Regions from separate parts of the Mus musculus genome. Here region 1 is linked to region 2. A link is a loop called in an ENCODE intact Hi-C map of the cell type or tissue named here. Cell type or tissue: heart. All regions are shown on one strand. Links, peaks and the distances in the headings refer to the core of each region. The heading gives the core; the rest is flanking DNA.

Region 1 (7,258 bases), core at 1,223-6,222, 71 kb after region 2:
CTGATACCACCAGCTCATGAGAGGAATCCGAGGCTAGCTTGATCCACATAGAAAGTTCCAGGCTGGGGCTGGTGAGATGGCTCAGTGGGTAAGAGCACCCGACTGCTCTTCCGAAGGTCAGGAGTTCAAATCCCAGCAACCACATGGTGGCTCACAACCATCCAATCACGAGATCTGACTCCCTCTTCTGGAGTGTCTGAAGACAGCTACAATGTACTTACATATAATAAATAAATAAATAAATAAATAAATAAATAAATAAATAAATCTTTAAAAAAAAAAAAGAACGTTCCAGGCTAGTCAGAATTATGTGTTAAAACCCTGTCTGTGACAGACAGAGAGACAGACAGACAGACAGGCAGGCAGGCAGGCAAACTGACAAACAGACAGACAGAATGAATGAAAGAACGTGAATCTTCCAAAGAAACTAAAAGAAAGCTGTGAAGTATTGGCAACTGGGAAGTGCTTTCTGACAACAACTAAAGAACAAACAGAGAAAAGATCCCAGATCCAGCTCACAGGAAATCCTATCAGGAGGCCAGGCAGGGACAGAGTCAGTCAAACCCCAGCACAGGAAGGCTTGGTCACGGTCGAGCACATAAGCAGGGATGTCTGTGACAGTGGCAGGGCCTCTGAGCAGCAGGGCTGACCTCCTTCCCTCTCCCCTTCTTTTCTTTCTTCTCTTCTTTCTTCTTCTTCTTCTTCTTCTTCTTCTTCTTCTTCTTCTTCTTCTTCTTCTTCTTCTTCTTCCTCTTCTTTTTCTTTTTCCTCCTCCTCCTCCTCCTCCTCCTCCTCCTCCTCCTCCTCCTCCTCCTCCTCCTCCTCCTCTTCTTCTTCTTCTTCTTCTTCTTCTTCTTCTTCTTCTTCTTCTTCTTCTTCTTCTTCTTCTTCCTCCCTCTCTCTCTCTCTCTCTCTCTCTCTCTCTCTCTCTCTCCTTTCTTCCTTGCTTCTTTCCTTCCTTTCTTTTTGTGACAGGGTCTAACTATGACACCATGCCTGGCCCAGAACTCACTACTCACTATGTAAGCAGACTGACCTCAAACTCACAGAGATTCACCCGCCTCTACTTCTAAGTTCTGGAATTGAAGGCCTGCACTACTGAGCCTGGTTTGCAGGACTAGCTTCAGGCTGGGGACAATGACTGAGCCACTAGGAGGCCAATGATGGTGACAATGGCTGACAAGAGGCCAGTGATGGTGAGGGGCTTTCCCCCAAGAGCAGGGTGGCCTCAGCACAGGAAGGCAGTCTGACCCCTCCAAATCCAATCCCTAGTTGGTGCATTTGGTGGGCAGGATCCGAAGAACCCAGCTGGGATCACCTGCACTCCCAGGTCCTGGCACTCCAGCTTAGCAATCTGAGCTGAAGTTCATCCCCAAAGAGCAACTGAAACGATATTTAAAAAAAAAAAAATGTGTGGTGAGGCCCACGGTACCTGTCAGCCCTGAAATACACACAGAGGGCCCAGCTGTGGGGACAGACAACACAGGGGCCAACCAGAGAGACCTAGAAGGAACCCAGGGAGATGTGGAGATATAAGGCCTGTGTCCAATCAGAGGAGAAGAAGACATTTTAATCACAGGTGATGCTGATGTTCACAGCTCAACACCACACAGCATGAGTCCAAATGCACACATGGCCTTTGCCTATGATCCCAGCACTTGGAAGTAGAGGCAGGAAAATCAGGAGTTCAAGGTCATCCTCAGTTACATTATAACCTCCAGGCCAGCCTTGGCGACCTGAAATGCTATCTTAAAACAAACAAACAAAAAAAGCAATCACTAAAGTATTAGGACCTAGTTTGGGTCACTATATAATTCAATAACAGAAAGGCCATCCAGAGTTAGACAGGAGCCATCTTGGTCTTAGCCACGTCTCAGCTACTTATCCCACCGGGAGCTTGTGCCCACCCAGCTCAAAGGGGATTACCACACCCTTTCAGTCCCAGGGTGCCTCACTGAAGTCCCCAGACTGGCCACCGTCCTCCATCTGTTTAACCCTTTCCCAGGTCAGAACCCCTGAGTCACTGCAGCCCCTTCCCTCTGCTCCTCCAAAGTATGACCCCACCCCCCAAACCCCTGGCAACTGCCCCACTGGCCTCCCAGCTACCAACCACCGCCAGCCCAGGGTCTTGGAGAGCCTGCGTAGATGACCTGGGTCATGCAGACATTTTAGATTTCTGAATGTCTTTTTCACAATTAATGAAATTAAATGACAAATAATAATCTAGGATGAAATATTGGTGACATGAAAGGTAATAAATTGCTAATCTGAAAAATAACTCCAAACTCTCTTAAAAATGAATGCATAACATGAAATTTAAAAAGGTAAAAGAGCTCACAGACAGGGGCCGGAGAGACAGCTCAGCAGTCAATGGTGCACACTGCTCTTTCAAAGGACCCAAGTTCAATTCCCAGCACCTACATTAGGCAGCTTGTGGCCACCTATAACTCCAGCCCCAGAGATCCAACACCCTCTTCTAGCTTCCACAGGTACCTGTGCATACTACACACACACACACACACACACACACACACACACACACTACAAATAAATCATTGAAAAAGCTCACAAATGAAATGAGACAATACTACAGGTGCTACATAAGCATCCTGACAGTGGCGTGTGCACTGACTGTAAGTACAAGCAGCACAGCACAGCAGGGCAGCAGGGACCTGTGGTGTAAAAGCATGTGTGAGAGCCAGGCCTGGTGCACACCTTTGAGCCCAGCACTCAGGAGGCAGAGGCAGGTCGATCTCCGTGAGTTCGAGGCCAGCTTAGTCTACATAGAGAGTTCCAGGACAACCAAAGCTACACAGTGAAACCCTGTCTTGAAGGAAGGAAGGCAGAAAAGAAGGGAGGGAGTCGGGAGGGAGGGAGGGAAGGAAGGAGGAAGGAAGAAAACAAGAGAAAAAGAAAGAACAAAAGAAAGAAAGAGAGAGAATATAAGTAAGTGTGGGCCACTGAGGTGGCTCAGGGGTAAAGGTTTGCCACCAAGCCTGATGATTCAACTCCAGTTGTTCAGCTAACAACACATAGTTCTGGCAAGTGTCCTTAGTGTAAGTTTTATTTCCTTAATTGTGACCCCTGACTTACCATCTTTGGGGGGTTCCCTGTGGCTCTGAGCATCGCACTCTTTCTATGGGGCACATGGGATGTGTATTCTGCTGCTCTTTAATTTTCTGTTTAGTTTTTCTTCATTGCTGGGCATTGAACTCAGGGCCTTGGCAGGCTAGGCAAGCACCCTGCCAGTTGAGATACCTCCCTGCCCTGCTAGGTGACTTCTTAAGCTTAATCTTGTCTCTGACACTCACTAGACTGAGTAAGTCTCGGTTTCTGTTTGCTCCCCTCAGTGCCTAGAACAGAGCCTGTTCTCAGCAAACAGCCCAAAAAAGAACACCTCACTCTGAGACCACACCCTTGCAGGCTGGCCAAGCTGGGCTGGCTGGCCTCATGGCTTTGGCATCCGGCCAGCTCTCGGTCAGGCTTTCGGCTGGCTGTGTGTTGTGGTCTCCTGTCAGTCTAGTCTGTGAGGGTGCGTGGTTATCGTTGCTGAGTGACAGAGTCATGTTTAGAGCACAGGTTTCTGCTCCACTCTTGGAGGGAAGCCAGTCTTAGGGCATCCCATAAGTAATGAGCCAGTAAGTGTTTCCTCTTATTTCTGATACACGGTGGGCATTGGTCCAACAGACACACCCACTCCTGCCTCCCTCACCTCAACTGTTGGAGGCTTCCTTCCACAAACACTCCTTCATCTAACCCATGGCATGCTCAGAACAGGCCAGCCCCACCAGCTCCTCCTGCCCTGAGCAATCAAATGAGCTTACAAGTTAAACTAATCTGCTAGATGCTGGTTCTCAAAGAAACCCTGGAGGAGCCACAACCTGTCTTCTACTCAAATCTAACAGGCAAAGCCTCACGTTTTCCTTAGTCCTGGAGATGAGTGTTCACTCACCCTCTGTAGAAAAAACAATATAGACGCTCTCTGATTTCTGTTACAGGTGGTGCACATCTGTACTCTTGGCACTGAGGAGGTAGAGACAGGGCTGGCGAAGTGGCTCAACAGGTAAAGGAGCTTGCCACCAAAACGGACAACCTGAGTTCAGTCCCAGGGACCCACACCATGGGAAAAGAGAACCGACCCTACCAGACCTCAGACTACATACACACTAAGGCATGCACATGTCCCACACATGCACACACTAAGTAAACAAATGTAATTTTAAAAATTTAGAACTGTCTCCTAATATTGCTAAATGATTCCTGCTGGGGGTGGGGAGACAGTCACTGACAGTCTTATGACAGCCATGCAGAGGCCATCATCCTTGACAAATGCCTCTGGCCAGCTCTGATACTGATCATCGTGCCTCATCGGTGCCCCTAGTGGCTGAATGTGGCACTGCAAGTGGGAACACCAAGCTAGAAGCTCCGCTTCTCCAAGAAGTTGGGTTTTTTCTCATCCAGCAGGAGAAATAATTAAAAGCGCACTGGGCTGTGGTAGTGGAGGCATCTTCACCCTTGGGATACCAAAACTGCCAATGAAACAGGAGACCATGGCAGACTGTGCCAGCAGCCTTACTAAGAGGGCATGAGAGACCCGTGTATCCAGTTGTAGAAGCCTAGAGAGAAGTCAGAGCTGGGGCCCTGGCACCACTGGGGCGCATATACCCAGGGTTGTTAGAAAATCACACTGCCCTGTCAAGAAGTGATACATTCGCCATGTTGCACTGTGCAGTGAACCCTGCCTGGGCCAGTGCAGTGCTGGGTGTGTGCCTCTGGGCACAACCCAAGTGTTGAGGATCCATGGAAGGTGTACTGTGACCAGTCACCACCAGACATGTGACCCAGGGGGAATTATCACCGCCTGTGACTCAGTCCCTTCATTTGGGAAATGGGAGTGATAAGAGGGCCTGATTGGGCTGGGACAAGATGTACGTGACTTACCAGATGTCAACAGTCATGTCATCTGTGCTCAACAAATGCTAGCTAGTCACATGCCCATTGTGTCCTTAAAGCTGAAACCTGGAAACTTAAATGCTGATTGGCTAAATACCTGTGGCATTTCAGCCTATGGAATGCTGGGCAGCACTGAACCACATCTGCTTAGCCAAGTAGGACCTACTTAATAAGTAATGAGAAAAGTTTCTATTGTGTAATAGAAAATATATGTAGATAAGTATACGTAGACTTAGAACTTATTTGGTATTTTTATTGATTGTTCATTATTATTTATTTTCTTCTTAAGGTGGGGTCTTGTGTAGCCTAGGTTGACCTCAGAATTTCTGGGTAACCAAAGATGAGTTGCACTTATCATCCCCCTGCCTCCACCTCCCAAGTGCTAGGATTACGGAAGTACACCATCATACCTGGCTCATGTGATACAGGGATTGAATTCAGGGTCTCACGCATGCTAGGCAGGTGCTCTACCAACTGGGCCACACCCCCTGCCCCCTCATGGGTATTTTTTCCCTTTCTTTTTATTTTTACTTACTTATGTTTCATATTTTATTTTATTTTTGAGATTATAATTTGATTACATCATTTCCCCTTTCTTTTCCTCCCTGCAACCCCCTCATATACCCCTCCTCACTCTCTTACTCTCGTTCTAATTCATGGCCTCTTTTTTCATTGCTTGTTACATGTTTGTATACACACACAACATATAGATGCCTAGCTCCCACTCCCTCACCCCACAAGCATGTGGGTGTCCCAGAGTGCACAGTCTCCAGCAAGACTAAGCAATAACCATTGAACTTCCTCTTGGTCTGTGACCACCCTTTGCCCCCTTCCACACCAAGGCAGCGGTCCTCTCTGATGGATATTGCCCTGCCCAACAGCCATTTCACCCCTGTGGTCTGTTGCTGGCGCTTCTGCTGGCTTCAGCCCCGAGCAGTGCTGTGGGGCCATGCAGTGTGGCCCCATGGATAGATCTGAATTTACAAATGGCTGTCAGCCTGATCATTCCCACTGGGCAGGTGGTGGCTCTGGTTAGCTCGTGTGCCCGGAAACTTTTTCCCCATGGCTCTCTCCATCCTTTACATAAAAAGATTGCCAAGGGCTGTCCGTGAATGCTCACAGGTGTGGCTTGCATAGCCTGCCACCAGCCTGAGGGCAAAGATGCATGGCTATTTACTTACGCACCTATTTATTCGTTATTTAGACAGGCTTTCAAGTAGCCCGAAATGGCCTCACACTAGCTATGTGGCAGAGGATGGCCTTAAACTCATGATCCCTGCCTCCATCCCTGAGTACTAGGGTTACTGGTGTGTACCACCAGTCTCAGCTATAATTGATTTCTTTTTGACAGTTAATATTACGTTGCATGTGCGTGTGTGTGTGTGCCAGGAGTAGACCCTCTGCTTTTACCTCGTGAGCCATGGGGATGGGAAGCAGGCTGTCAGGGTTAGCAGTATGTGCCTCTTCCCTCTCAGCCATCTCTCTGCCCCCAAAGTAGCATTTCCAGGACACCTACCTTTTAAACTGAAACTCACCTCCGTGGCTTGTTCTATTCATATCCTGCTCTTAAAAGTAAACACTGGCCAGGCAGTGGTGGCGCATGCCTTTAATCCCAGCACTCGGGAGGCAGAGGCAGGCAGATTTCTGAGTTCGAGGCCAGCCTGGTCTACAAAGTGAGTTCCAGGACAGCCAGGGTTGTACAGAGAAACCCTGTCTCAAAAAAACAAAAAACAAAAAACAAAAACAAAAAAGTAAACACTGTATTTTCTCTCCAAATCCTCCAGGGTCAGAGATGTTGCTAGGATGAGGCCAGCTTCTCTCTTTCATTAACACAGAACTCTGAGGCTACAGAGTGTGGTGGGCACACCTTCAATCTCAGCGGCTGGGAGACAGAGGCGGCTCTTTCTCAGTCTGAGGTCAGACTGATCTACAAAGCCTTCAGAAAATATCTGCTCAGGTAGACAATCCAAAACTAATGAAGGAGGAAGTTAGTACTACAGCCCTGTGTCCCCTCTCTCTAGACATGATGATTGTTGATAATTCTTGGAGAATTCTAGAAGTATTCTATGCAGATAATGCATATTTATTTATATACATAACTTTTTTACTGTTTTATTTTGAAATGGGGGTCTTGCTGTATATTTCAAGCTGACCTTAAACTTGTGATTCCCTCTTTCACAATCTCCCAAATGTTGGGATTACAGACATGTGCTCCGGTGAATGACTTTATGTATAAAGTTCTTAAAGATAGGAATGACCCTGAAAACATACATAACAACACCAGGCAGATTGAACTATATTATAT
Region 2 (7,258 bases), core at 1,558-6,557:
TTCCCCAATAAAACAATGTTTCTACCCATTTTATATTTATTTGACAAATATCTTTATTACTAGATTAAAGAGTCTCCCTGGATAATTTCTTTTTCTACACATAGACTTGTTTTGTTTTGAGACAAGGTCTTGTTATGTAGCCGAGATGAGCCTTGAAATTGGGGCACGCCGCCTGCCTCTAGCTCCGGGTTGCTGGGATTACCAGTCTGTCCCCAAGCCAGCTTAGATGAGATATCTTGGTTCTTGGTAGTTTAAAAACTAGAAGAATGGAAAATGTATAGCTTTGGGTTTTTGTATATTCTTCATTTCACCCCAAAATATCATTTACTATGTTCATTAACACAAGCCACACATGTTTGCTGTAAAACTGATTTAGTAGAACCAGACAGCATAAGAACAAGCCAACTCCCATGTAATCTACAACAGAAACATTTTGTGTGTCTTTTCAGGCTCTTATGGACGTATATTTCTTATCCCACCCATGAGATAATAAGTAAAATGCACATACAGCCCTCCCCTAACCCTTTCCTCATTTTTATTAACACTTTTAATTGTTTGTTTGTTTTTCGAGACAGGGTTTCTCTGTGTAGCCCTGGCTGTCCTGAAACTCACTCTGTAGACCAGGCTGGCCTCCAACTCAGATCCACCTGCCTCTGCCTCCCGAGTGCTGGGATTAAAGGTCTGTGCTACTACACCAGGCTTTACTAGGGACATTTTTACGCTCATGTTGTCTAGAGATGTGGCATCCTGTGGCTTTTGAGTTGTACCATAATGGATCCACCTTTTTTGATGCTTTGGTATCTAGTAAGGGATTGCATGTCCACTCAGAAATAACCTATACGTGCATGAACATGTTTTTATATGTGTCAGCTTCAGAGGGAAGTTGGCCGTGCCACTGCTCTTAGCAAAGCCTTCATTGGGCAGCGTGGGTAAAGTCCCTCTGTTTTATTGCAGGTGGACTGTGGCTGTGGTATTATAGCCCCCACTAATGCTAACATTCAGATTATTCTAATCTATTGGAATTTTAAACATTTATATAAAAGTATTTGTGTCTCATGATTTTGTTTTATTTTGTTTTTTTGACTATCTTTAATATCCTAGTTAATTTTTTGCTTAGCATATATAGTAATGGGTCTTGTTGGACATTTTCATGGTCTATATCACTCTGCTTTGTTTTTTATTTGCTCTCCCCATCCCTGCCTCCTCCTGCTGGTGGTCTCTTTCCTCCCTCTGCTTTCATATGATGGATATTCCAGTACCTTCTCTTCTACCCTTTCCAGATCTCTTTCTTCCCTTTCATAGTCCCTTTCATACATTCATGACCCGACTCACATGTATGTACATGTGTACTTAAATTTAAGTCTAGATTTCACATGGAAGCGAAAACATGGAATATTCAGGTAGCTTATTTCACTTAGCATAATGGTTAGATTTTTTTTTAATCTAAGAGGAAATTGGGGGGGGGGGGTCAGGATGGTTAGGACCTTTTCCTTTAACAGGTTGCTCTCTTCCAGAGGCACAGTTAGTGTCAGATCTTCTAAGAATCTGTGTGTTGGCATGCCCAGGGCTTTGTCCTTTGACTCATTACCTCCAGGGGCCTTTAACTGTCTCCCACATGGCCTTGGGTATGCATGCCATCTTGGGCCCCCTTAAGCTAAAGCCTTGATGATGCCTACAGCATCAGGACCTCAAATGTGAGAGCCCTTGCTTCCCTCCTGCAATCTTTCCTGAGGCTCCCCCATTAGTAACAGTTTACTCCTTCGTTCAAATTTTGGGGTCATCCTCAACCTCTTCTATGCCCTGCATCTGATTGACATTTATTTGACCATTGGTCACTCCTACCACCAAGCTTGCAAGTCCAGACCTGCACTCTTATCTGTACTACTGCAGAAGCTCCAGAAAAGTCCCCTTTCTGCTCTTGTGCCTCTTTACTCTCCACCCAATAGCAAGCATCAGCACATGTCTGCCTGGTCTTAGTGATACTGTTAGAATAACGTCCATGTTGCTGCAGGCTCCACGTGTAAAGCACCCAAGTCCTGTTTGATCTGGACTCGAACCCTAGCTCACTGTACTTGGACACATCGAAATACATCTACTGTGCTCATTGCTATTCTTTGAGGCCAGGCTAGTTTTTCCACTTTTTTCATTCCTCTGGAACATTCCCTCTCCTCTAGATGTGCTCATATTCCTTCTCTATTGAGATAAGATTCATAGCTCATAAAACATACTCTGTTAAAGCTGGCAGCGGTTTTAGTATGTGCACATCTAGAGTCTTTTCATCATCCAAAGAAACCTTGAACTCTCTTACTACTCTATTCCCAACCCTCCTCCCACAAGTCACTAACATACGCCTTGTCTGTAGTATGTGCCTATTCTGGGTGTTTGCTATAAGTAGAGCCATGTGCTGTTCTGTCTGGCTGCTTTCACTCGGTGTCATCCACACTGTGCATTGGTGTCCCCTTCCTTTTTACAACTAATACTCCGTCCTGAGGTTATACCTTGTTTTGCTTATACTTCAACAACAGCAGATGGCATTTAGAATGCTTTTGCCTTTGTGAAAAATATTCCATGGATACTAGTACACTTTTATATAAACACATTTTATTATTGATTTATTGAGGCAGGTCTTTCTCTGTAGCCTGGCAGTCCTAGAGCTTAAACTCACAGAGATCTGCTTGCCTGCCCCTGCCTTCCCAGTGAGCACATGTTTATTCTCAATTCCCTGGCCTGTCTATGTAGAAGTAAAAGTGCTGGGCTGATAATGACCTGTTGAAGCTTGTCTGTTCCCTGCAGTGTAGGAGGTGTACCTGCCCTCCATGCCCACCTCTGCTTCCCTTCACCGCACCTAGCACAGCTTAGGTCGACCATGTTTGCCAGCTGGCTCTTTGATTCTGAGAGGTGGGGCTTGCCGTGTTTACTGCTGTCCGTTCCCCCCCCCCCCAGCCCTGTGGAGGGCCTGGTGCCTTTAGAATTGGAATGTAGTGCTGTCAGCTTTCTCACTGAGCCTCTTCTGGTTTTTGTCTTTTGGTTTTGGAAAGTATTTTAGTCATTAACTGAGATAAGACTGATTCCCTTTTTAACAGTTACTGATTTCTAATTGTATGTATGTATAGGTGACTCCTTTTCTGTATGTGTACCATGTGTGTGCAGTCACCAGAAGAGGCATCAGGTCGCCTGGAACTGGAGTTACAGGCTGCTGTAAGCCACCTGGTGTGGATGCTGGGAACTAAACCCAGGTCCTGTGCAAGACCTAGTATAGTATACTGTTAGCCACTGAGCCTGCTCTCCAGCCCTGAGCCCCATTTACACAGAAGTCACGGACCTGGTACCTGCCCCAGTGCCGAGTGCTGGGGGTTATAGCTGTGCTTCACCAGACCCTGCTTTTTCTTTGCCTTAAAAAAAAAAACCAGAGATAATTTTACAGCTGAATTAATATGGAGCCTTGTAGAGCTTTCAGTGCCTGTGTAAGTTAAATCTACCTTGAAAGAGCTCCGATACCCTCTTCTGTGTTCTGTGCAATATAGTATATGGGTGAATATACATTTGTGTATGTGTGCTTGTGTGTGTTTCTCTATTAGAAGTTTTGAAGATTCTAATGTCATGATGAGAGAAGCCATGACATTGAATGTTTAAAGCAACATCAGCAAAGGGTTCATATTAAAACAAAAATGTCCTGTTTGGATATTTGCTACACCAAGAAATGACATAAATTCCTCAAAAACATAGAAGACAAAATTCATCTCATACTGTCTTTATAAACTTGGTTGTGAAGAGAGTTTTAATTCCCACAGCCTAGGCCTTTCAGGCAGTTGAGTGCTGTGGAGGATGAAGTTCTGAGGTGCTCTACAAAGCAGCCCCTTGGGTCCCATATGAGATGAGCTCAGCATTGGCAATGACCTCCACCCAGCTGGAGCCATGGGAGGCCGGGAGCCAGACTGTGGGACTGAGTGACTAGATAGACAACCATGTCATACATACAGTTGGGTTTCTCCATTTAACTACTCAGTTCCTAGTTTTATCTTGCATGCTGAAAAGCACCTTTCTTGTGCTATCACATGCATCATTTGTATTAAACTATTGGCGTAGAGCTGGGGCCCACACATTTTAGAACTCTCATGTTTGGGAGGCAAGGCCTACTTAGCAGTTCATGCTTCCATAGTGACTGACCATGTTGGGTTATAGGAGAGGACTGAGCTGGTTCACCCTTTGTTTTCCACTTACTGCTTCACTGCCAGTAGATGGCGCTAGATACTCTGTTCCTAACTGCAAGTCCTAGTTGGTGTAAGCAATCCTATTCTTGCCACCAAGAAAGGAGATTGCCATATTTCTTAGTCTCTCTGGTGTTTATGTGATTGAGTATTTTTGTTTGGAGTTGAATTTAGACGTGTTTGTGCTTAACTTACTTGCTTTAAATAGTCTCTCTGGCTTGGGTTTCAAACGCTGACCACCCCTTTAAAAAGAAATGTGTGGCTTTTCCGTTAGAGTGACTGTAGGGGTAGAATTATGATCCTGAAATAGGACTGGATTGAAATAAGTTGCTGAGAGCAGAAAGAGAAGACTGAAAAGATGTTATATATTCACAGTAAACTTGGGAGGAAATATGAAAGTGTGGAACCCAAGATGTTAAAATGGCTGAAACAAAGCATTTTATGAATATTAAGTTGGTTACTTTAATAGTTGCATATGATACTTTAATTTTTAACCTTATTTAACAAACAGCATACAATTTTAAAATATTCCAAGTGGTTCTTTTCCACATTCTCATTTCCAAGTTCCATGTCCTCATGAAAAACTGCCTTCAGTGTGTGTGTCAGCATAGAGCCCTTGATTGGATCCTTGAACATACCAGGAACATGGCCTCTCCATCGCACCCAAATCTGTTGTGTGTAATGGCGGTTTGAATTTAGTTCTGTGGCTGTCTGCAGTTCTGGATACCTGCCATTTTGTTGTTGTTATTGTTGTTGGGATCGTTTTGTTTTGTTTCGTCTTGTTTTTGTATAACTATAAGTCAGAGGATTGCCTGGGCAGTTGTGGATGAGATTACAGGGGTTCAGGTCTTTCTCCAAGCCAAGGGGAAACAGGAACGTTATTTGTCTCTGAGCCTCTTTCTTCATGTGCAAATGTAACTAAGGATGACAACCCTCACAGGTTGTCCTGAGGGATGGGAACCCTCTAGGTGGATTACCTGACATATGCATACAGAGAAAGCTAAAACTGTATACTGACAACACTCATACGTTTCATTTTAAACTCCCCTGCTCATTTCAGTTTTCAGACTTCTTACCCATTAGCTTTATTCCTGCCATTTAAATTGAATATGTTGACATTACACTGTAAGTCTCGAATAAGCTCTCATTTCAAAAGTCGCGATGCTCAAGGACCTGTGTTTACAAAGTGAGCTTTCCTGTGGGTGCTGGTGGCCTTGGGGAGAGGCCTGCTCTGAAGTGTTTTCCTCTGGGATGGAAGGGATGGCCTCGGGTTCAGCCTTACTCTATGCACCAGGTCACTCGGTGCGAGTGTGGTATACGGGAGCCGGCTGTTTTCCCCCAACCCCTGGGGTGGGAGCTAGGTGCCACCATCTGCTGAGGTCCCCAGCTAGGCCTGAAGTTCTCCCCGGAGACAGTGGGCAACAGGTCGGCGGCCAGTGGGCGGGGACCCGCCCTGCCCTCCTGCCTTGTAGCCAATCAGCAGCACGGGAGTGGGCCGCTGCTTGGGCAGAGAGGTGACGTCATCGTAGCCGGGAGGTTTCCGAGGATTAGGCCAATGAGGCGCGGGCGCAGCGGCATTCCCTATACTGTACTTGCCCAATACCCGGAGAGCCCAAGGGGGCCCGGCTATCGGCGTAGAGCCAATGGGAGGCAGGCTGAAGCACGAGGCGGAGTTGCGAGTCCTGCAGCCAATGGGGCGTGGGGGGCGGAGCCCGGGCCTTGTCAAGCCCGGCCAACCGGCGGGGGAAGCGGGCTTCTGGGGCGGGGCCGCGGGCACTTCCCCAATCGCGGAGGGCCGGGGGCGGGCCGGGCCGCGGGCGGCCCAATGAGGCACGCCGCCGCCGCGGGCCTGTCAAGGGACGGGGCCGGGGGCGGGCGGCGGCGAGTCGGGATAAACACTCGGCGGTGGCGGCTGGGCTCCTGTCTCCGTGCTGTCCCATCGCTGCCCCTCCTGGCTGGCCAGCGCGGCGGCTCCTCGGTGTTCCCGGCCGGTGGCCCGCGGGCACGGAGAGGCGGCCCGCCGGGTGCAGGATGGCGACAGCCGTCGGGATGAACATCCAGCTGCTGCTGGAGGCGGCCGACTACCTGGAGCGGCGGGAGAGAGGTGCACGGCGGGCTGCGGGCCGGGCGGGCGGCCGCTGGGGTGGTTGGGGCGCGGGCCGGCCGCGAGCGCCAACCCCCGAGCCCGCGCCCCAAAGCCGAGCGCGGGGGGCGGCGAGCAGCTGGAACCTTCCACACCTGCTCCGAACCGAGGGCGTCCACGCCAGGAAAGAGCAGGCATTGTTCTCAGAATTCCGCCTGCCTGCTCCCGCCCGGTGTCCCGGACTCCGACAGACAGACGGACGCGGGGACAGGGTGTCAGTTGCTCTGGGCCCACTTATTAACGGGACCCCTCGGTTTTTTAGAAGCTGAACATGGGTATGCCTCCATGCTGCCATACAGCAAGGACAGAGATGCCTTCAAACGGAGGAACAAGCCCAAGAAGAACAGCACCAGTAGCAGGTAACTGTTCAATGTTCCCCTTCTCTGTAGCTAAAATGACCAAGGCTGATTGTTAGTTGACTTACAGGATTCTAGCCCTACAGATACATTGAGGGTTCAGTAATGTGTTCATGGTGCCAAGCAGTCCTTCTTTTTAAGTTGAGGAAACAGAGGAGAAAAATAGGAATGTCTAACATTTCAGTGTGACTTTTTAAAGCAAGATTAATTCTGCTTTTTACCGTCTGAACAAAGCAAAGCTCTGTGGCTGCTCCAGGCAGGTCTGGCAGCAGGGTTACTGTGTTTGCCTGCTTTACAAGCAAGAGTTTCCTTTAATTCAAAATGTGGCATGGTATCAGTTGATTTTGCTTGTTAATAGAGATTTTATAAATGAAGTATCTGGCCTGACACAGGTGGTAGAAATTTATATTTAATGTGTACATTAAATGCAGTAGTTTGCCTGGTAACCCAATTGTGACCTCTCTTCCTGGTGGCTGAGCAGAGTGATTGAGGGTAGAACCCACTTCTGTGAGAAGATGCATGCTACACTAAGATGTCAGCAAGTTGCAGCC

Evidence for each region. A loop is a pair of places that touch in the nucleus more often than their neighbours do. Peaks named below come from ENCODE experiments on the same cell type or tissue, not always from the same donor. Only the 100,000 strongest peaks of a DNase experiment are listed, where the experiment ranks them.
Region 1: it touches region 2 in a loop (3-fold over the local background); 13 of 42 quality-filtered maps call a loop at or near these places.

The regions. Positions count from the first base shown.
Region 1 is chr6:86,596,503-86,603,760 of GRCm38, reverse strand. No RefSeq gene overlaps it. Among named protein-coding and RNA genes, the nearest start is that of Gm46963, 4.3 kb to the left of the region's middle. In heart, for the core only: no CTCF peak of the experiment used is centred there; DNase peaks (open chromatin) are centred at 3,480 and 4,370; H3K27ac peaks cover 1,157 bases.
Region 2 is chr6:86,667,990-86,675,247 of GRCm38, reverse strand. It overlaps Mxd1 (MAX dimerization protein 1), which reads left to right and starts at 6,089. Exons shown (of 6, transcript NM_010751.3): 1 at 6,089-6,312; 2 at 6,614-6,710. The coding sequence starts at 6,240. Snrnp27 (small nuclear ribonucleoprotein 27 (U4/U6.U5)) reads left to right here. Exons shown (of 6, transcript NM_025665.2): 6 at 1-79. In heart, for the core only: a CTCF peak has its summit at 4,240 (motif pointing right); DNase peaks (open chromatin) are centred at 4,227 and 5,757; H3K4me3 peaks cover 1,463 bases; H3K27ac peaks cover 1,432 bases.